2 separate regions of the Homo sapiens genome follow, and region 1 is linked to region 2. A link is a loop called in an ENCODE intact Hi-C map of the cell type or tissue named here. Cell type or tissue: OCI-LY7. All regions are shown on one strand. Links, peaks and the distances in the headings refer to the core of each region. The heading gives the core; the rest is flanking DNA. Region 1 overlaps SNX29 (sorting nexin 29). Region 2 overlaps SNX29 (sorting nexin 29).

The links. Peaks named below come from ENCODE experiments on the same cell type or tissue, not always from the same donor. Only the 100,000 strongest peaks of a DNase experiment are listed, where the experiment ranks them.
Region 1: it touches region 2 in a loop (3-fold over the local background); 4 of 110 quality-filtered maps call a loop at or near these places.

What each region holds. Positions count from the first base shown.
Region 1 is chr16:12,230,745-12,241,073 of GRCh38, reverse strand. All of the region lies in intron 14 of SNX29 (sorting nexin 29), which reads right to left. Among named protein-coding and RNA genes, the nearest start is that of SNX29-AS2, 140 kb to the left of the region's middle. In OCI-LY7, for the core only: no CTCF peak of the experiment used is centred there; a DNase peak (open chromatin) is centred at 4,273; H3K4me3 peaks cover 4,507 bases; H3K27ac peaks cover 7,245 bases.
Region 2 is chr16:12,317,158-12,327,486 of GRCh38, reverse strand. The region is part of intron 15 of SNX29 (sorting nexin 29); the gene reads right to left. Among named protein-coding and RNA genes, the nearest start is that of SNX29-AS2, 50 kb to the left of the region's middle. RefSeq lists an enhancer at 9,752-10,329. In OCI-LY7, for the core only: no CTCF peak of the experiment used is centred there; DNase peaks (open chromatin) are centred at 4,274, 5,856, 7,046, 7,808 and 3 weaker places; H3K4me3 peaks cover 4,592 bases; H3K27ac peaks cover 7,773 bases.

The sequences.
Region 1 (10,329 bases), core at 1,227-9,226, 86 kb after region 2:
AAAGCAAGCAGAAACTTGTTCCCACAATCACGCATACTACAAACGGAAGAAATTCCACACAAAAAAAGTCACCGGATTTGATTAGGTAAAAATTAAAAACCACTATGGGTCAAAATAATTATGCAGAAAAAGTAAAAGAAAAAGATTTACCACAAGAATGACAAAGATGGCAAGGTGCGGTGGGTAACGCCTGTAATCCCAGCACTTTGACAGGCCAAGGTGGGTGGATCACTTGAGGTCAGCAGATGGAGACCAGCCTGGCCAACATGGTGAAAGACCATCTCCACTAGAAATACAAATATTAGTCCAGTATGGTGGCACACACACACACTTGTAATCCCAGCTACTTGGAAGGCTGAAGAGGGAGGATCACCTGAACCTGGGAGGAGGCAGAGGTTGCAGTAAGCTGAGATCATGCCGCTGCACTCCAGCCTGGGTGACAGAGCGAGACTCCGTCTCACAAAAAAAAAAAAAAAAAAAAAAAAAAAGAAATGACAAAGAAATGCTATTTTATAAGTAAGAAGCACAGCCGCATCAAAAAACATCTAAAAGAAACAAAAACCGACAGAAAAAAAATCAAGATCGTTATAGACTCAATACTAAAAAACTGACAGCAAACAAAACAACAAATGGTCAATAGTCCTGGAAAAATTGAAACACAGTAGAAATACAAAATAAAACTTGCAATCAAATTAGCAACTAAAATGACAATACCCCGTACCAAGGAGGGTGAGGCCTGACAGGCATACTCATACACAGCTGGCGTCAATACATGTTTTTCTGGGAAGCATGTTGACAGTCTTTGCCAAGAATCTTAAAGGGCCCAGCAATTCTCTTCACAGGAGCTGACCCTAGAGAAATAATCAGAATCCTACACTAAAATGTGGATATAAAGATCACCATGGCAGTAATAACAACAAATAACTTCAGTGCCTAGCCGTGGGAAGTTAACAGAGACATCATGCGGCCGTTAAGGCCATTCAGAGATAATATTTAAAGACACAAAACTGCTCGTGATATGATACCAAGTGAAACGAGAGAATGCAAAATGATTTACCTAGAATGATCTAAATGTGTTTTACACAGACACTCTAAATACAAATAAAAAAGACTGGGAAGAGGTACTTCAAATCTCTTCAATAGTGGCTATTTTTGGGTGATGAGATTACAAGTGATTTTTCTTTTTCTGTCCTGGTGCTACTTTAAAAAATTCTAATAGACTTATATTTCTTTATAATCAGGATTTTTTTTTTTGAGACAGGGTGTCAGTCTATTGCTCATGCTGGAGTGCAGTGGCATGACACCAGCTCACGGTAGCCCTGATCTCCTGGGTTCAAGCAATCCTCCTGCCTCAGCCTCCCGAGTAGCTGGGACCACATTGTGCACATCACCACACCGGACTAATTTTTTTTTTTTTTTTTTTTTTTTTTTTTTGTAGAAACAGGGTCTCACTCCTTGCCTCAAGTGATTCTCCAGCTTTGGACTCCCAAAGCGCTGGGATTACAGGAGTGAGCCACCATGCCCTGCCAAAAAATATTTTTTAATTGTAGTTTTCAATAGAAATAGCTTTGGTTTAAATAAGCCAACATTTGGTGACATTTCCTTGGTACTGAGCCAGGTGCTTTGGGAGACAAAAGTAAATACTCCTGTCCTCAAGGAGTTCACGGTCCAGTAGGCTACATACGACCCAGCAAAGAGGGTTCTGACCACTGAAAAACTCTGCTCATCAGCCAAATCCTCACTGGTGCTAGAGACGTGGGCTCCAGCTGGTCACTACACACCACCTCTAATACATGTCAGGTACAGAATGCACTTCCTGGCAACAAACAATGAACGCAATGAACATCAGCTACCTCCAGCACTACCTCTACAACCAGGACAGATTGCCTGGCATCCATCCCCTCCTTCTTCCTTCATCACAGAAGCCCTATTCAGAAAGGCCATGTGCCAAGCTAAAAGACTACACTTCACACGCCCCTTCCATCAAAGTGGTGCCACCGACTAAGTTCTGGCCAGTGAGATGTAAACTCAAGTTGTGAGATGAGACTCCTGAGAAAGCTCCTTAAAGGAAGGACAGTTAGCGGGGGAGAGTCCTTTTGGCCTTCCTGTTTTCTCCTGTTTGCTACCTACAACACAGACATGCTGGCTAGAGCTTCAACAGGCATCTTAGACCAACCTGAGGATAAGAGCCACAGCTAAGGATGGTAGAGCAGAAAGATAAAGTGGACCAGGACACTAGACTGTGGCAGAGACACTCGACAGCTCTGCACTGCCTAAGTGTGACCTTCTAGGAAAGATACGTTGTTCATTTAAGCCACCAGGGCCATATCTCTGTTACCAGCAGCCAAGCACAATTCCAAACCCAAAGAACCAGTAACACTATTATTGGCATGGTTTGCAATGCAGCGGTTTGCGGTCCCCACTGACGTTCCTCACAAGTACCTATTCAAGGCCGGACGCGGTGGCTCAAGCCTGTAATCCCAGCATTCTGGGAGGCCAAGGCGGGCGGATCACTTGAGGTCAGGAGTTTGAGACCAGCCTGGCCAACATGGTAAAACCCCATCTCTACAAAAATACAAAAATTGGCCGGCATGGTGGCACGTGGCTGTAATCCCAGCTACTCGGGAGGCTGATGCGGGAGAATCGCTTGAACTCGGGGGGCGGAGGCTGCAGTGAGCCGAGATCATGCCTGGGTGGTCAAGCGATCCTCCCAGAGTACACTCCAGCCTACGTGATAGAGCGAGACTCCGTCTCAAAAAAAAAAAAAAAAGTGCCCATCCAAAAGGCTGCCATGGAATGGAGAGGCCAAGGCCTTCTTACCCCTTAATTTCCTCCCTTTCACAAATAAGGTTCTGGGTATTTTTTTTTTACAACTGTTACAGTTATAAATCTTATGTAAATCTTAGGTTTCATATGTTTTACCACAATGATTTTTAAAAGGTCTAAAGGCCACTGGCCTGCCCACTGCCCCTCCACCGAGGTTCATCTCCCTTCTCTGGCTTGTAGGTCTCACCCTTATCCAACCTCAACCCCCACACCCAGTTACTTTCTCCTCAGCTGCTATGCATGTCACAAAAGCCTGCCAGCGTCGTTGCTTCTGTGGCCACTGCATCATGAAATCTGACCCCACCTCAGGCCCCATCTTTTATTTATTTATTTATTTAGAAAAGGAGTTTTCACTCTTGTTGCCCAGGCTGGAGTGCAGTGGCATGATCTCAGCTCACTGCAACCTCCATCTCCCGGGTTCAAGTGATTCTCCTGCCTCAGCCTCCCAAGTAGCTGGGATTACAGGCACCTGCCACCACTTCCCACTAATTTTTGTATTTTTAGTAGAGACGGGGGTTTCACCAAGTTGCCCAGTCTGGTCTCAAACTCCTGACCTCAGGTGATCCATCCACCTCAGCCTCCCAAAGTGCTGGGATTACAGGCACCTGCCACCACTTCCCAGTAATTTTTGTATTTTTAGTAGAGACGGGGGTTTCACCATGTTGCCCAGTCTGGTCTCAAACTCCTGACCTCAGGTGATCCACCCACCTCAGCCTCCCAAAGTGCTGGGATTACAGGCGTGAGCCACTGCACCCGGCCAGGCCCCATCTAAATCCTATCCAGGGGCATGGCTGTCACAACAGAACAGCAACATGATGGTCAGAGAGACACGAAAAACGTGAAATGTCCTTAATTGCAAAATCTGGGAGGCTTAGAGATAAGCGCATAAAGCAGGGGAAACTGCCCACTCCCAGACAGAGGCACAGCTCCCCACCTCCCCAAAGGCCCTTCAGTGGACACACTTTGTGATTCTCGCTGTGCATGAGAGGAAACACCGCTGGGCTTCAGAAACTCCCTTTTTCTGTTTTATGCTGGTGGGGGTGAGGAGTCGGGGGTGGACAGAGCTTCGCACCCTCCTGTCCTACGTCCCACCTGCCTACTCTGGAGACTGGGGCACGGCATCTGCCTGCCCCCAGGTACAACTGCTGCAAACAGCCAACACATTCCTGAGAAGTTACTGTGAGACTGAGAGTCAGTTTCCCAAGATATTCTATAAGAATGACCCAGCCAGCCGGAGGTCCAAGCCTGCACCAACCTTCAAGTTCCAGGAAAGCCCTCATGCTGCCCAGTGCCTTTACTCCCCACCCGGCTTTCTCCATCCATTCATGCAGCACCGACTTGCTGACCTTCACCACGTGTCAAGCACAGTTCCCAAGGCAGGAAGAAGGTACAAAGCATTTCCTCCAAGCAACTCAGAATCCACTAGGGGAGGACGGATGACCAAATGCTTGATCACCGAAGCATGTGACGAGTGCTCAGACTAATGTCAGCACAGGGCCAAGGGAGATGCGAAAGAGGAACGCCAGCATCTCAAAGTGTTCACTGTGGTACCTGGCACATAGGGAGTCTTCAATCAGTGGTAGCCTGTGGCTGGTTTTCCAACACAGTGGGACAGATGGCGGTAGTGACAGCAGTCAGCATGACAGGAGGAAGAATAGCATTCAATGGACCCACAGAGTCTTTCCAGAGTAGGTGACACCTCGAACTAAGTCTTCAGGGATGCGGAAAGTCATGCAACAGAGAAGACGTAGTGGGAAAAGGGCTTCTAGGCACCAACCATTGCAGTAAATAATAGCCTTGCTTAATCCCAAGTAGTTCAGCATTGCTGTGGTATAAAGTACAAGAAGAAGAATAGCGAGAAATGAAAGTACAAAAAGAGGTCACCCTCAACAGAAGGGTCAAGACCCCTGGCTTCTCCCCTGCCCCATGCCCTCCTCAGACTCCCCATGGGTCTTCAAATGAAGGCTTTGAAAATAGACACTAGAAGACTAACAGTGACCGCATTCCCTTCTCCAGTTTGATCTTTTGGTTCAACCAGATGATGTATTAACTGTTGGGGCAACAGTGGATGGGTATTTGATGAGATTTATGTCAGATTGATGTGGGAAAACAGATATAAAATCAAAGCCCATAGTATTGGGAAATAAGTACGTAAAGCAGTTCTGGGCTATCTATGCAACCAGGAGCAGCATATATGAGACAGAGAGGACAGGAAGGAAACAGAGAGTTTTAAATAACATTTATTCCGTCCCCTACCCTAGCAGAAAGAAGTCCTACAGAAACAGAAAATTGTACTTTTCCAGTAATCCCTAAGTTGCTATTCATTTCTGAATCTTTACCTGTTACCATTCAGTTTCCTAAGGTTTCTATACACTGCCAAAAGAACTGTGATTTTTATGTCAGAATCTACACTCCAAGCACACACACACATACACATACACACACACACACACACACACACAATTTACAACCCATGTTTTCATCCACCTTTATTGTGTTTAAGTTTTCTGTTCAAAACACTGATGAAGTTTCCTTTCAATAAAAAAAATGTGGATGCAAGTCTTTTTTTTACCCAGAGGTTTTTTCACTTCTTTCCTCTGTGTTATTTTGAGTCTTGCTACTGAATCGTAAAGCAAGAACCCTGAAAAATATGCCAATGTTAGGCAGGTGAAAATATATCAATATAGGAAAGTAACTTGGGAAAATGGAAAGGCAGAAATAGTGATTTCCATAATAAAACTCCTGACAAACTCAAGCAGTAGTGCACAAAAAAAAATCTGTCTGTACTGCTCCCATCTGACATGCCAAATATGTACCTCCAAATGTGAAAATGGATCACTGCCGCTTCCTAACCAAATTTCAAATTAAGTACCGCAGGCCCAGGGGACAGCCTCATACACAGCAAGCTGAAAACACGAGCACTGCGGGATGCCTGGTGCCAGCTGGTCTCTGACTTCTGCCAACTCTGGGGCACGTTGGTGAAGGGGAACTCAATAGTTTGTGCATTTCTTCTCTAAACTTACTGAACACCAGGGACAGAGAGAGAAAGGAAAGAAAGAGTGAGCAAGTGAGCCTGTTTCCAACTGACTGCAAAGTTCATCTGATAAGGTCAACAGCTTAGAAGAAAAAGTTAAAGAAAAATGAAAAAAAAGACACAGAGGGACAGAATAAGGGCAGGACAGAGACAGATTCCAAGAGAAAGAGACAAAGCCAAAGACAGAGAGAGACAGGGAAAGGAGGAAGGAAGGAATGAGGGAGAAAAGTACACATACACACACTCAGAGAAGAGAAGGATGGGTGAAAAGGAGAGAGAAACATAAAGGCAAAGAATGAGAGCCACGTGTAAGGTAGGGAGCTGAGACCCAAACAGGAAGTCATCATCCCATCATCCATCCATTCAGCGGGTATCTTCTGAGTGCCTATGATGCCAGTAGGCAGACGGACATAGCCCTAAGTAATTTCAGGTGGGGAAACACACAATGCAGTGCTAAGTCCAGAGAGGGAATGAACAACTCTCCAACCAACAACCCCCAAAACCTCTGGGCTGAAGCCGACAGCATCTCAGCTCTAACATCAAATCATTTTGAAGCCTAAAATTAACAGAAACACTGCTTTAAAGACAAACTTAGATATGATGCCAAAAGTACATGACAAAAGAAAAAATAGATGAATTCAACTTCATCAGAATTAAAAACAGGTATGCCTCAAGGACACCATCGAGAAAATGAAAAGAAACTTGCAGAATGGTAGAAAAGGTATGCAAATCACGTATCTCTGATACGGGTCTAGTATCCACAATACACAAAGAACTCATACAACTCAACAATAAAAAAGACAACTAAACAAATTAAGCAATGGACAGAAGATTTGAAAAGACACCCTTTGAAGATCTACAAATGGCCAGTAAGCCATTTGTAGAATGAAAAGATACTCAACACCATCAACCATCAGGGAAATGCAAATTGAAACCACTGATTTGCAAACGTGAAGGTGCCACTTCACATCCACTCGATGGCTACAATAAAAAAAAGACAGACAATAACAAGTGTTTGGTGAGGACATGGTAGAATAACTGGAACCTTCATTCACTGCTGGTGGGAAGGTACAGCCGCTTTGACCCAGCAATCCCACTCCTAGGTTATACCCGAGAGAAATGAAAAACACGTCCACACAACTTGTACGTGAATGTTCATTGCAACATTATTTATCACAGCCAAAAAGTGAAACCCAAATGTCCATCGACTAACGAAAGGGTAAACAAAATATGGCATATCCTTATAGTAAAATCTGTTTTAGCCATAAAAGAGAATGCCATCCTGATACATGCTACAATGTAGATAAACCTTGAAAACCTTATGCTAAATGAAGGAAACCTATCACAAACCGCCATACACTGTATCATTCCACTGATATGAAGTGTCCAGAACAGGCACATCCACAGAGACAGGAAGGAGAATGGTGCTTGCCAGGCCCTGGGGTGGAGAGTGACTGCTCAGGAAAATGGGCTTCTTTGTGAGGGAGTGAAAATGTTCTAAAATGTTGTGAATGCACAACTCTATGAATATACTAAAAATCATTAAATCATACACTAAATAGATGAATTGTATGGCATGTGAATTATATCTCAATAAAGTTGTTTGTGTGGTTTTTTTCACCTTTCATTTCAGATTCGGGGGTACAAGTGAAGGTTTGTTACATGGGTATATTGCATAATGCCAAGGTTTGGGGTAAAAATGATCCCATCACCCAGGCAGTAAGCATAGTATCCAACTGGTAGTTTTTCAACCCTTGCTCCTCCCTTCCTCCCCTTCTTGTAGCCCCCAGTGTCTATTGTTAGCATCTTCCTGTCCAGGAGTACCCACTGTTTAGCTCCCACTTATAAGTCAGAACATGCAATATCTGGTTTTCTGTTGGGGCACTAATTTGCTTAGGATAACAGCCTCCAGCTGCATTCATACTGCTGCAAAGGGCAAGATTTCATTCTTTTTAAGGCTGTATAGTATCCCATAGTGTATATGTACCACATTTTCTTTATCCAGTCTACCATTGATGGGTACCTGGACTGACTACATGTTTTTGCAGGGAGGAGGGAGGAAGGAGGAGGAGGAAGAATAGGGGGAGGAGGAGGAGGAGGAAGACAAAGACAAAGAAGACAAAGAAGATGAAGACAAAGAGGAAGGCATTTCCAGCAAATCAAGCTGCTCTTCCATCTCTCATCCAGAACTGTGGTGACTTGCATGTGAGGGTCAGGGTTTCAGTCTCCCAAGACTACAACTTGCCAGGCTGGGGCTTGGGAGGACAAGTTCCGGGTGGACCACCTCCCCCAACCAGCCTCCATGCCCCTCCAAGCCCATGCTGGGTGGGCTGTGAACTCAGCATTGAGGCTGATAGTGAGTACAGAGGTGTCTCCATAGGATACTTTGAAGGACCAATGTGTGCTGACTTCTGTGTGTCATCTCCTTTCCAGCCCTCTCAGGGGACATCTTCTGCCCACAGTCACCCTCTAGGCTGCAGCCATCCTGGGTGACAGAGTGAGACTCTGTCTCAAAAAGAAAAGGAAAAGGGTCCTTGTTGGCTTTGGGGAGAATCACACTCTCATGAATAGCCAGATTCCCCAACGTTTCCACTACTCCACCGTGAAGCCCACTGAAAGATTAAAAACGAAAACTCTTCCTTTGTTTACCAAAGCAAACAAAAGCCACGATTCAAGCATTTATTTGTTTGTTTCTGGCCGAGTCTCACTATGTGGCCCAGCCTGGAGTGCAGTGGCACGATCTTGGCTCACTGCAACCTCCACCCTCCTGGGTTCAAGCGATTCTTGTGCCTCAGTCTCCGAAGGATTACAGGCGCACGCCACTATGTCCAGCTAATTTTTGTATTTTTAGTAGAGACGGGGTTTCACCACGTTGGTCAGGCTGGTCATGAACTCCTGGACTCAAGTGATTTGCCCACCTCGGCCTCCCAAAGTTCAAAGATTACAGGTGTGAGCCACCTTCCCAGCCAATTCAAGCATTTAAACCACATCTACTAACATGGCCTACAAATGCATCTTCCCCCTTAATGGCCATAAGCCCTTTAAAGTATCCTCAAACAGACTTGAAGGTTTCATCCTCAAAATATGGGCTGTCCAAGTGCCTAAATCACAACAACTGCTAAAAACCTAAACTGGGGCACACAACCAGAAGGGCAGGACAATTCATGACAATTCCCAGACATGAGAACTTACGAATCCATTAAAACAAAGGGCCAGCATCTTTATTGATACCAAGTCCTCACATAACCCAGAGGAAAAACCCCTGAAACACATAGGCCAAGGAAATGAGCTGATTATTCACCAAAAAGAAATTCAATTCATAAACACAGAAAAAAGTAAGTATTCCATCTCCACAGTGACTCATGAATTACAAATATAAGGAGCTAGGTTTTTGCCTACTGGAGTTCCAATGGCAACAGTTATGAATGCTGGTGAGAGTGGCCAAGAGGGCCTGTTTGCTGGTGACACTTTAAAATGGCCACAATCCTGGGGAGCAATATGGAAACCCGAAACAGAAGTCAGAAAAACCTTAGCACTTCATTCAACAATTCTGCCTATGAGACCACATCCTCCAAAATAACTAGAAACATGGGGAAATTCTGTACACAAAAGGCATTCCCTGCAGCATTTTACAGTATAGTAAAAGTTTTGTTTTTGTTTTTTGTTTTTTGTTTTTTTTTTAAAAAGGCCCAACAATTGGAAATTGACTAAAACTCTGGTCTATCCACTAGCTGGAATATCACACAGTTGTTACAAATTACAGCAATGCAGTCAACATAATGATAGAAAAGGCTTTGTGATAGACGATTAAGTGGGGTAAAAAGCAACAAACAAAATTGTATGCACAGCAGGAGTTCAATTATGTTTTTAAGAAAGTGTCTACAGAGAGGGAAAATACTTTAAACGAAGTTCTGTTTTCCTCATTTTCCCTAGTGAGCTGGATGGTATGGTGGAAAGGGACTAAGTTTTACAACCCAATCCAGGGACCTTTACATCCTATTTAATCAACCTGTGCCTCTGTTTCCTAATCAGACAGTTTAATGTTTAAATGACTTATTACCGGCAGGGCACATTGGCTAACATCTGTAATTCCAGCACTTTGGGAGGCCGAGGTGGGAGGATCACCTTAGGTCAGGAGTTCGGGACCAGCCTGGCCAACATGGTGAAATCCCATCTGTAATAAAAAAATATTAAAATTAGCCGGGTGTGGTGGTACATGCCTACAGATAGTCCCAGCTACTCGGGAGGCTGAGGCAGGAGAATCGCTTGAACCCAAGAGGCGTAAGTTGCAGTGAGCCGAGATCATGGCACTGCACTCCAGCCTGGGTGACAGAGAGAGACTCCATCTCAGTAAGTACATACATATATACATACATACATACATACATACATACGACTTATTACAAGGGAGAAACATTTTTATTCTTAAGAGTCACAATTGCAACTCCAACGTGCAGCCCAAATAGTTT
Region 2 (10,329 bases), core at 1,372-9,371:
CAGTGGGAAGACGGCCGTCTATAAACCAAGGAGAGAGGCCTCAGAAAACAACCCTGCCGACACCTTGATCTCAGCCTTCCAGCCTCCGGAAGGTGAGAAGATACATTTCTGTGATGACACCCAACCCATGGTACTCTGTTAGGGCAGCTCTAGCTAATTAATACACCATCCAATCTCCTCAAACTACAGGACGCCCATCCTGCTACAAAGGCTGATGTCACTCAGAAGCTTAAAAAGACCCCATCACTAGAAAGGAAGCTTTATGGGGGCTGCGATTTCACTGATACTGACCAAGACAGTAACATGACTGACACAAAAAACATGAAATTAAGCCAGGGGGACTGTTTTATTGACTTACAGGGGGAAGACAGAGGTTGTCCAACAGGATATAAAGGGACCCACGAAGAGGGGTCATGTGGTTCCTATAGGATGACACCTCCGATTCTCACAGAGCAACCCAGCAGCCCATCAGCCCCATCGGTCAACCCCATCATCAGCCACGCCCCCAAAGCCTTCAGTGTTTCTCTCCAACTGCAGCAGCTGCCCCCATTCCTAATCCAGTCTTTCCCAAATGCCTCGGACCTTGGCCCACAGTAATAAAAAGCACCACGTTCCAACCAAATGGGGTTGCCCCCACCTCACACCTCCCGCAAGGCCCAGTGGCCCATGCCCTACCACACTGCCCCAGCCTCAGTGCCACCTGCACCACAGTACCACAAGCTAGTATAATATCCACTGTACTCCAAGAAAACAACAGCACAGAGAAACTTGTCCAGGATTGGAGACTTGGGAGTGACTTAAATCCAAACCTAGGTCACCAGATTCCAGACTCCACACAGGGGCCAGCAAGTTACAGCCCCGGGCCAAAGCCAGCCCCAGTGCCCGTTTTTGCACATAAAGTTTTCTTGGAACACAATCCCACCCATTCATTTATGTATCACCTATGACTGCCTGTGAGACACACCGGCAGAGCTGAGCAGATGTGACAGAGACCACATGGCCATCACACCGGACATGTTTCCGACACAGCCCTTTACAGAAAGTTTGCCAACTTGCCCAGTACTCATGCCTCCATGCCATGCCCACCTGGTTCAACCCTTCCAGGGCCCCTCCCAACCTGACTGCCCCTCACACCTGGACAGGGAAAAAAAAAAAAAGACAAAAAAGCTATATATTTATTTGGCTGGGCTCACACCTGTAATACCAGCACTTTGTGGGGCCAAGGCGGGCAGATCACCTGAGAGGTCAGGAGTTCAAGACCAGCCTGGCCAACATGGCGAAACCCCATCTCTACTAAAAAATATACAAAAATTAGCCAGACGTGGTGGCACGTGCATGTAGTCCCAGGCACGAGAATCGCTTGAACCCGGGAGGCAGAGGTTGCAGTGAGCCAAGATCGCACCACTGCACTCCAGCCTGGGCACCAGAGTGAGGCTCCATCTCAAAAAACAAGAAAAAAAGACAGGGTCTCCCTCTGGTGCCCAGGCTGGAATGCAGTGTGTGATTACAGCTCACTGCAACCTCGACCTCCTGGGCTCAAGCAATCTTCCTGCCTCAGTCTCCCTGAACAGTCGAAACTACGGGTACATGCCCCCACACCCAACTAATAGCTTTAAAAAATTTTTAGAGACAGGATCTTGTTGTGTTGTCCAGGCTGGTCTTGAACTCCTGGCCTTAAGCAATTCTCCTGCCTTGGACCCTCAAAACATTGGGATCACAGGCATAACCCCCTGTGCCTGGCCAAAAATTATATTTAAATATAATCCCGCTGATAAAATAAGGAGCAAATCTACTTCTCTGTATATTCTTTTGTTCTCAGAAATTGCCAAGATGTCAACCTCACACAAGATAATAAATAAGAAGAACCAGCAAAGTGCTTCCAAATATTTAATTAATGCATTTTATCTGCTTCACTACCTGAGAACAATGGGCCACAGGTTGGAAGAGCAAGTCTAAACTTCAGCAATGAGTTCTTGCTTTTATAAAATGCTTGTCACAACCTTAATATTACTTAAATGTAGTTTTTTCCCATTATTGTTAATTAGGTTTTCCCTAACAGTCGGAATCACAATTAACCTTCAAATAAGAGCTGCCAGAATGCATTTAAATAATTTTCGCAAAGGAAACCTCTTCTACCTGGCATTGGCTTTTCAATCCTTCCTCTTAGGCGGTTTCCTTGTCAAATTAAAATCTGTTATGATACCATGCAAATAAATGTCTGTGACATTCCAACATTTCTGCTCTTTCTTAAAAATGCCTTTCAGAGGGTCACACTGGAAGGGCTATAGTCAAAATGCAGACATTTCAGATTTCTATTCTTTCTTGCCATTAGGGAGGGGCCTGCAGAAGTAGAGATGGGATACATTGCTAGCGAAGGGCAAAATTTTGCAAAGGAAAGTCAGTTAAAAACTGGGGGCAGTTACATTGTTTTCTGTCTTTCACAAGGCTGTCGTTCTACAAGATTGCTGTAATATACCCATCACTGTGGAGAATTATATAAAGGGCCAGTGGGAGAAAAAACCCTCCTGAGTAAAGCCACCCAAGAGCTTGCGTCCCGGTTGAAACGCTGTTTTTATTGTCATTGTTCTAATTTCCCTGGGTATCTTTCATTACCTAGTGGAGTTTGGGGGCTTCAGAAGTGGGTGTTTGGGTAGCCTGGGAGGTTTCGGTTTTCAGCAACCTCCCAGATAGATGGATTGCTGGGTCAGGAGGCCCGTTTGTCAGCTCTGAGCTGTGTTCATGGCACTGTTTATCATCAAAGGGACTAGGAGATGGGCTGGGGGCCGAGAATAGAGCTTTAAAGTCAACAATGCAGGTAGCAGGAGAGGGGAAGGGGATCAATTCACAAATGGGCTTAGACCAGAGGTTGCAAACAGGTTTTGCTCACCCAGTACAATTTTAAAAAAGAAAACATTGACAGGCACAGTGGCTCAGGCCTAGAATCTCAACACTTTGGGAGGCTGAGGCAGAGGATCGCCTGAGCCCAGGAATTTGAGAACAGCCTGGGCAACATGGCCTGACTCCATCTCCACAAACAAACAAACAAACAAAAAACAGATGCCAGCACTGAAATGCCAAGAGCATTTCCACAGGGCGAGAATCAGCTGGAGAGGAGAAAGGTCATCCTGTTTGGACACTCCTGTCTTCCTCCCAGTCCTCCTGGGACTTCATGCCTCATTATACCACTGGCCTGGAACTTGCTGGCATCCAAGTTGCCTCTGCAGCACCGAGAGACCAGTGGTGATGGGCTGCTCAGTTTTCTGAGGCTCCAAGGATGCTGTCCTCAATGTAAACTCATGGGACCCCCCCAAAAGCCCATGGAATGACCCCCAAAAATGCCTAGAACAGGTCCCAGTCTCATGTGAAAGTTTATAATCACATGAGGAAACAAACCCCAGCACACTGCGATGGTCCAATCTGGGTCTCTGCAGACTGGCTGGATCTCAGGCCCCATGGATAAATTGAGGGAGTACGTCATATTCTTCTCTAGGATCAGTTTGATCACAGAACACTTACAATCAATCTCTATATTTTCAAATTGAAAATATTCCTTAAAAAGTCTGGAACAGTTTAAACAACAACTTAAACCAGTAATAATAAAAGTTAGTACTTAACAACTGCATGTCATACATGAAGACATTTGAAAATACTGCTCCATCTAGTCCCAACATCTCTGGGAGGGAGGTCCACATCACAGATGAAGAAGACGAGGCACAGGGAAGGGATAAAAATGGCACTCAAACTCCAGGCCACCTGGCTTCAGTGCCCACACCCTTAATCACCCCACCAGTGTCTCCCCAAGCATGGAACTCGGAAACCAAGATGGTTTTCTGTGGTGCCTGGATACGACAGTGAACAATGCTGGATGCCAGACAAAGCTTTTCCCTTTCTCATGCCTTCTCAGTCTTTCAAGTCGAGGCTCATCTGCCTTTGCCTGCTAACCTTTGTTCACCATTTTTTTTTTTTTTTAAAACCTCTAGGCAGACTACAGTGGCTGACTAGACACTAACCTACTGTTTTGTATTCATCATGGTACTTTTGAAGTTATTTTTCTATTGATGGCAAATGATGCTCGTTTTCTTTACAAATGAGTTTACTTTAGGTAAAAAGTGAGAGAAAATTTAAAGAAAATATTAAATCAGTAGTGGTGGGCAGACAGCACAACTCACGACTGGAGAAAAGGAATGACTCAAAGTAACGACATTAAAATGCCACAGCACAGAAATGACTCTAGTGACTCCAGTGACCACATCCTGACAGTGGTCCCCGGTGACTCCAGTGACCACATCCTGACAGTGGTCCCCGGTGACTCCAGTGACTCCAGTGACCACATCCTGACAGTGGTCCCCAGTGACTCCAGTGACCACATCCTGACAGTGGTCCCCGGTGACTCCAGTGACCGCATCCTGACAGTGGTCCCCGGTGACTCCAGTGACCGCATCCTGACAGTGGTCCCCAGTGACTCCAGTGACCGCATCCTGACAGTGGTCCCCGGTGACTCCAGTGACCGCATCCTGACAGTGGTCCCCGGTGACTCCAGTGACCGCATCCTGACAGTGGTCCCCGGTGACTCCAGTGACCGCATCCTGACAGTGGTCCCCAGTGACTCCAGTGACCGCATCCTGACAGTGGTCCCCTAGTGACCGCATCCTGACAGTGGTCATCAGTGATTCCAGTGACCATATCCTGACAGTGGCCCCCTACTGACTGCATCCTGACGGTGGTCCCCCAGTAACTCCAGTGACTGCATCCTGACGGTGGTCTCCAGTGACCAAGTCCTGACGGTGGTCCCCAGCGACCGCGTCCTAATGGTAGTCCCCAGTGACTGCATCCTAATAGAGGTCTCCAGCACAGGATGCTTGAGATGATCCCCAAGTTACCCAAAGGAGTATTAGAACTCCACCTTAGTTTCTATTCATCATCTTTAATAAGTTCCTGATTTTTGTTTTGTATATTATAAAGAATCTATGTACACTACAAACAAACAAATGTATATTGCAGTAACCCACAATTCTTTTTAACAATTGGATATGTGATCAGAGAAGTTTCTCAAATCCAGGACTAGACTCTGTACTTTACATGGGACAGAATCCCAAGAGAACTGTCATGAACACTAGGTGCTGGAGTCCAGGGTCCCCTCCCTGCCCTCTCTTGCGATAGCCCCTGATTTCCACCAGAGACCCTATGCAGTTCTGGGCAAGCTGACTCCTCGCCCAGCTCCAGCGTGGAACACAGGATGTAGGTTAGGCCACTCAGGGAGTTCTCCCCACTCCCATCACTAGCGTGACTGGCCTTATGGGTTCTACCCTAGGTCCCCTGCTTAGGACGCAGGGACAAGCATTTGTTCTCAACCTGCAGGTAGGGAGAAGCCTGGCACTGTTGGAGCCATTTTTCCTCCAGTGAAGGGAACCAGGTAGGACTGTGTCACGCAGACACAGGACCGGGACCCCGACGACAGCCTGAACCTCCTCTGGAATCCCCCCTTACCTGGACTTCACCATCACGTGAACCACGACAGGTGCTTTGATGTTTGAGTCAGCCAGAATCGGGGCCCTAACTAACACAAATCCCAAAGCTCATCCACGCTGGGCCACCTCCCTGGCACAGCTGTGATATCCCCGGCTCTCTGTCTTCCCCACCCCACCAAGGAAGTCCCATCAGGACCTGTGCTCTTTGAGTGGGTGGTAGCATGTGTTTGTCCTCTGAGAACTAGATCTATGACTCTTACACCTGCCATCTGTTTGGGCCCAAGTTTCTTCTCCCCGGGGCCCTCATAAGACCTGGGTATCCACAGGCTGGTTGGAGGCCCACTTACACACTCACTCCAGCGTGCGCTTTCAGCCCAGCTCTCAGCGCCCTCTTTGAGCTCATCTGCTCACTGGAGCTCATCCCCTAATCTCTCAACCACCTGCACAGCTCCAAAAACAAAGCACTCCTCCCCCCGCTCTCTCAAAGGCTCTGCAACAATGTTCCACGGAAGAAAGAAATAGCTATGACAGATGACGTCATATGCCCTTGACACAGGTCACCTGTCCTCACTCCCAGGCCTGGCCTGGGAATCACTGTGATTCCAGAGGTGGAAGTGTGGGGGCTAAATTCTGAAAGGCTGAGATGTTTTTCTCTAGCTAGGTCGGACTGGGTTTGGGAAGTCATTCCTCCAGGACACAGTGAACCTACTCCAATGGAGTGTCCCTGTTCTGAGGGGGAGGGTGGCCGCTGGAGAAGACAAGGTGGCTTTGGTCCCTGCGTGGGGAACTAAGGGGGACTATGAGGTCTGAGCAGGAGTGGTAACTGTGGTGGGGTGAGACTGGGATGTGGTAGGAACAGAGCAGTGTGGCAGCTGACAGAAGGGACACTCTGGAAGTCATGGGGAAGCTGAGACCTGGAGGAGGCAGCGGAGGGAACCGGGATGGTGGTAAGGACCTCCTGGAGGAGGCTAGATGAGGAGGGTGAGGATTTTCTTCAACAGGTTGTGCTCAGGCCTTATCGCCTCAGTCCTGATTTGCTCTATGGACAGATAACGAAAAACAAACGTGTTGCTTTTTTCTGTTCTTGTTTATCAACATTTAAACACTGCCGCCATCCTTTTAAGCACCCAAATGTGGGACCTAAGGCAACCTCAGGTCCCAGATTTGCTTAAACTCCCAATTGCCTTTTCATCTAAAGAATTGGAACACGATTCTGATTAGATCACAACTCTTGAGTTTGGAAGGAAGAGTCAGTGTCATTTTGTCACAATGCATGGTGATGTTGTTCTCTTATCGGCCTCATTTATCTAAACTGAGTTCCCTGAAATTGGTCTATGCTGGAGTGATCTTAGTTTCCCCAGCACATGACACACTGCCTGGAACACAGTGGGCAATTCAGAACATTCTAGAAGGGATGAGTGAGGGATCACTCACATCCATACACAAACACACACATGGTTAATCTTAAGTATTCTCCAGTGAGGTCACCAAAAAAGCACCAGTAACGTGTCACGGTTCCCAGCCTCTGACCTCTGCTTCCCACAGCTTGGGGCTGATGATGGTGGCTGAGCGCTTCCTGTCTTCACATTCATTCAGGACAAAAATAAATACCTGCTACGCACCAGCCCCCATGCTGGGCACAGGCATTGCGGCAGGAAGACAGGCATGGTTCTGGCTCTCGGTGACTCTCCTGCAGTTCCTTCCAAGCCCCTTCCAATGGCAGGGCTGGTGCACAGGCTGTGCCCTCTCTGCCTGCTATGCTCCTGCCCAAGTCTCCAGCTGCCTGGCCCCTTCTCATCCTGGAAGGACACCTGCACAGAGGGAGACCTCCCCCTGGGAAGTCAGGGTCGGCCCTTTACTCTGTCTCTCAAGCGTACTATGTCTTAGCACAGTAGTGATTACTTTGTTCATCTCTCTCCTTAGGACCCATCTGTGTCTGCCCCACTGGAAGGTGACTGCAGAGAGGTGGCAGCTCCCCAGGAGCAGGGAGACCAGTGACGAGATGCAGCCACGTCCAGCCAGGAGCTGTCAGGCAAGGCTTCCTGGAACCCGCATTTCCACAACCTACTCGGGTTTCTTCCCATGTGGGAGGCTGAAGAAACCTGCCACCAAGGAACTAATTATGGCTGAGCCCGAGCAGTTCTTGCCTTCCAGGAAATTTCCAAGAGAAAGGGTGTGCATCCCTCCCCCTTCCTGCTTTGAAGTCTCCATAGTTAACAAAGCTGCAGTGATACTGACCACCTGGGGCTGTGGTGTGGATCTGGGCTGAGCTGCTCTGGGCACACAGAGCCCAGAGCACACTACAGAGAGCTATGGCCGAGACAATCTTCTCTCCTCCTGGCGGGTCAGTTTCCTGGTCTGTGAAACCAGCCCTCCTCATCACTACCTCACTCCTTGCCAGGATGATTTAACACAACATCACAGATCAACAGTCTGGCTCACCGCCAACAGGTACTCAACAAATGGCAGCTGGAAACACTGTATTTTTATATGAGTGTCTCTGAAGAGGTGGGATAGGAGTCCTAATTTTTTCTTAAGACAGGGTCTCGCTCTGTCACCCAGGCTGGGGTGATCATAGCTCATTATAGCCTCAGTATCCTGGACTCATGCAATCCTCTCACCTCAGCCTCCCCAGTAGCTGGAACTACAGGTATGCACCATCATGCCCAACTAACTTTTTACTTTTGTAGAGACGGTCTATGTTGCTTGGGCTGGTCTCGAACTCCTGGCCGCAAATGATCCTCCCACAGTGCTGGGATTGTGGCAGGCCAGTTCTCACTAACACAGGCCTCTATAACAATTGTGTCAGCACTGACTGAGTGGTTAAGTTAAATATTAAAAGCTGAGAGAGCTACTGCCCTTATACAAGGGCTGGAATGTAACAAAAGCCCACCCCTAGTTGTGCCCAGGCCTTTCCTGGGCCTTGAAGCATGACAAGATAACGAAGGATTAAACAAGTTTTACTGGGGATGTGAAGAAACTCCCCAGGCCTCCACAAACAAGTTTACTGGGGGTCTGAAGGGACTCCCCAAACCTCCATGATTTAGCAGGAGACAAGATAAGGGTAATCACGCCCACACCTGGACCCATTTAGATTAAGTAAATTTACTGAAGCTCTAGAGGAAGGTCTTCAGGACTCAGACCTTAGTCATAGACTAGAAGAAGCTGATCACTTAGGTCTCTAGAGGAATGCACACTTACACGTGGACACGTAGCTTAGAAGGTATGTAAGCTCCGGGAAACTTTGTAATTTTGAGTTGGTCTGCAGATAATTTCTAAGCCTTCTCCCTGTACCTCGTTACAGAAAAAAAAAAAATTCTTCTCTTCCCAGTTCATCTGCATCTTGTTATTGGGCCATAAGAACAAGCAGCGCAACCCTCGGTTTGGTCCAGGAACAGGATTACAGGCATAAGCCACCGCGTCCAGCCAGGAGCCCTAAATTTTTAAACAGCCCTGACTACTGTCCTGGTTCTACCTGTGAGTTGCTCACTCTTCCCCACCAACAGAGGATGGGAATGAAGCTGCCGGGTTCTGCCCTCCCAAGTCATGCCTCCCTCCATGCTGAGTTTGTATCCAAGTCACGTTCCCGACTCTGACCGGAGGCAGAAAGCCAACACTCTCTACCTGCTGGTTCCCATCCGGCAAACGATGCATCAGCAAGAAGGCAAAATACCCAGAGAAAATTTTGAGTCACGATGCCAAAGGGGCCTCTGGGCAGAAAAACCAGCCTGATCAAGGCCGCTGCTGCTTACGGTTCAACAAAGGCCTGCTGGCTGTAAAATCTAGCAAGAACATGCAGGCTCCCAGGTGTGCATGAGCTCGGAGCAAGATGTGAATTTCAATCCTGGCTCTGCCGCCCTCTCTGGAAGAAGCTCACTCTCTTGCAGCCGTGGGGGCTCACATGTGAAATGGGCCAAGGATGTCTCAGTCACAGCACCGCTGACAGCGAAGAACACCAAGAGCCAGCGTGGGGCCGAACACAAGGTCAGTCCTCCATCGGTGGCGTGATGACAACCACCGCCTCAGCCAAGGCTGTTATTACCACTCCCATCCAAACTAAGCGTGTTTCCCCCAGGCCGGTAGAAATGGCAGGTGCTGATACCTTTCAGCTCTCAGTCGGGTCCTGGGCTGAATGCTTTACTTGCATTATCTCATTTCGACCCCCCACCCCGGCACGGGGAGTCATTAGCATCACCATTTTGCAGATGAAGAGACTGAGGCTTGGAGAGGTTAGGGAACATATCCAGGGTCACCCAGTTAACAATGTTCATTTAATTCATTTTACACTCATTTCACAGCTTGTGTCTGCTGGCCACTAGGCACAAGACGGTGCATAAGACACACTTAGTCCCTGTGAAGCTGATGTCAGGTGTTAATTAAATGCACAATGAATTGCTCACAGGGTGAGGAAGTGAGAGTGTTAGGTGGCAGCACACAGAAATCTAAGCCATGTTATTTGTTCTTTATGGCTTTACAAGCAGCACGTTCCCATCCTTGAGGCCACTGTGGCTCTAAAGGCACAGGAAGGGCCACCAGGTTCTCAAGTCACCCTAGGATGTGGGGCCCAGCTGCCCAAACTCCCAGCATCTCTCAATGAGTCATTAAGCCCCATTGTAAGGACAGCTTATTTGTGAGGGCTTCACGGAAGAGCCAAGACAGAGAAGGACACACAGAAGCCAGGGGGAAGACGAGGGGAGCCACCTGTTCAGACTGAGTCCTGCGCATCTGGGGCCTGCGAAGGTCCCTGCACCCAAGTGTGTCTCTGGAGGGAGTGACAGCCAGCAGCCAAGCCTTCACAGGCCCATGCATGGGCACTGGAGCAGCTGCCCCATGGATTGTTAACCTAAAGACAGTCCGCCAC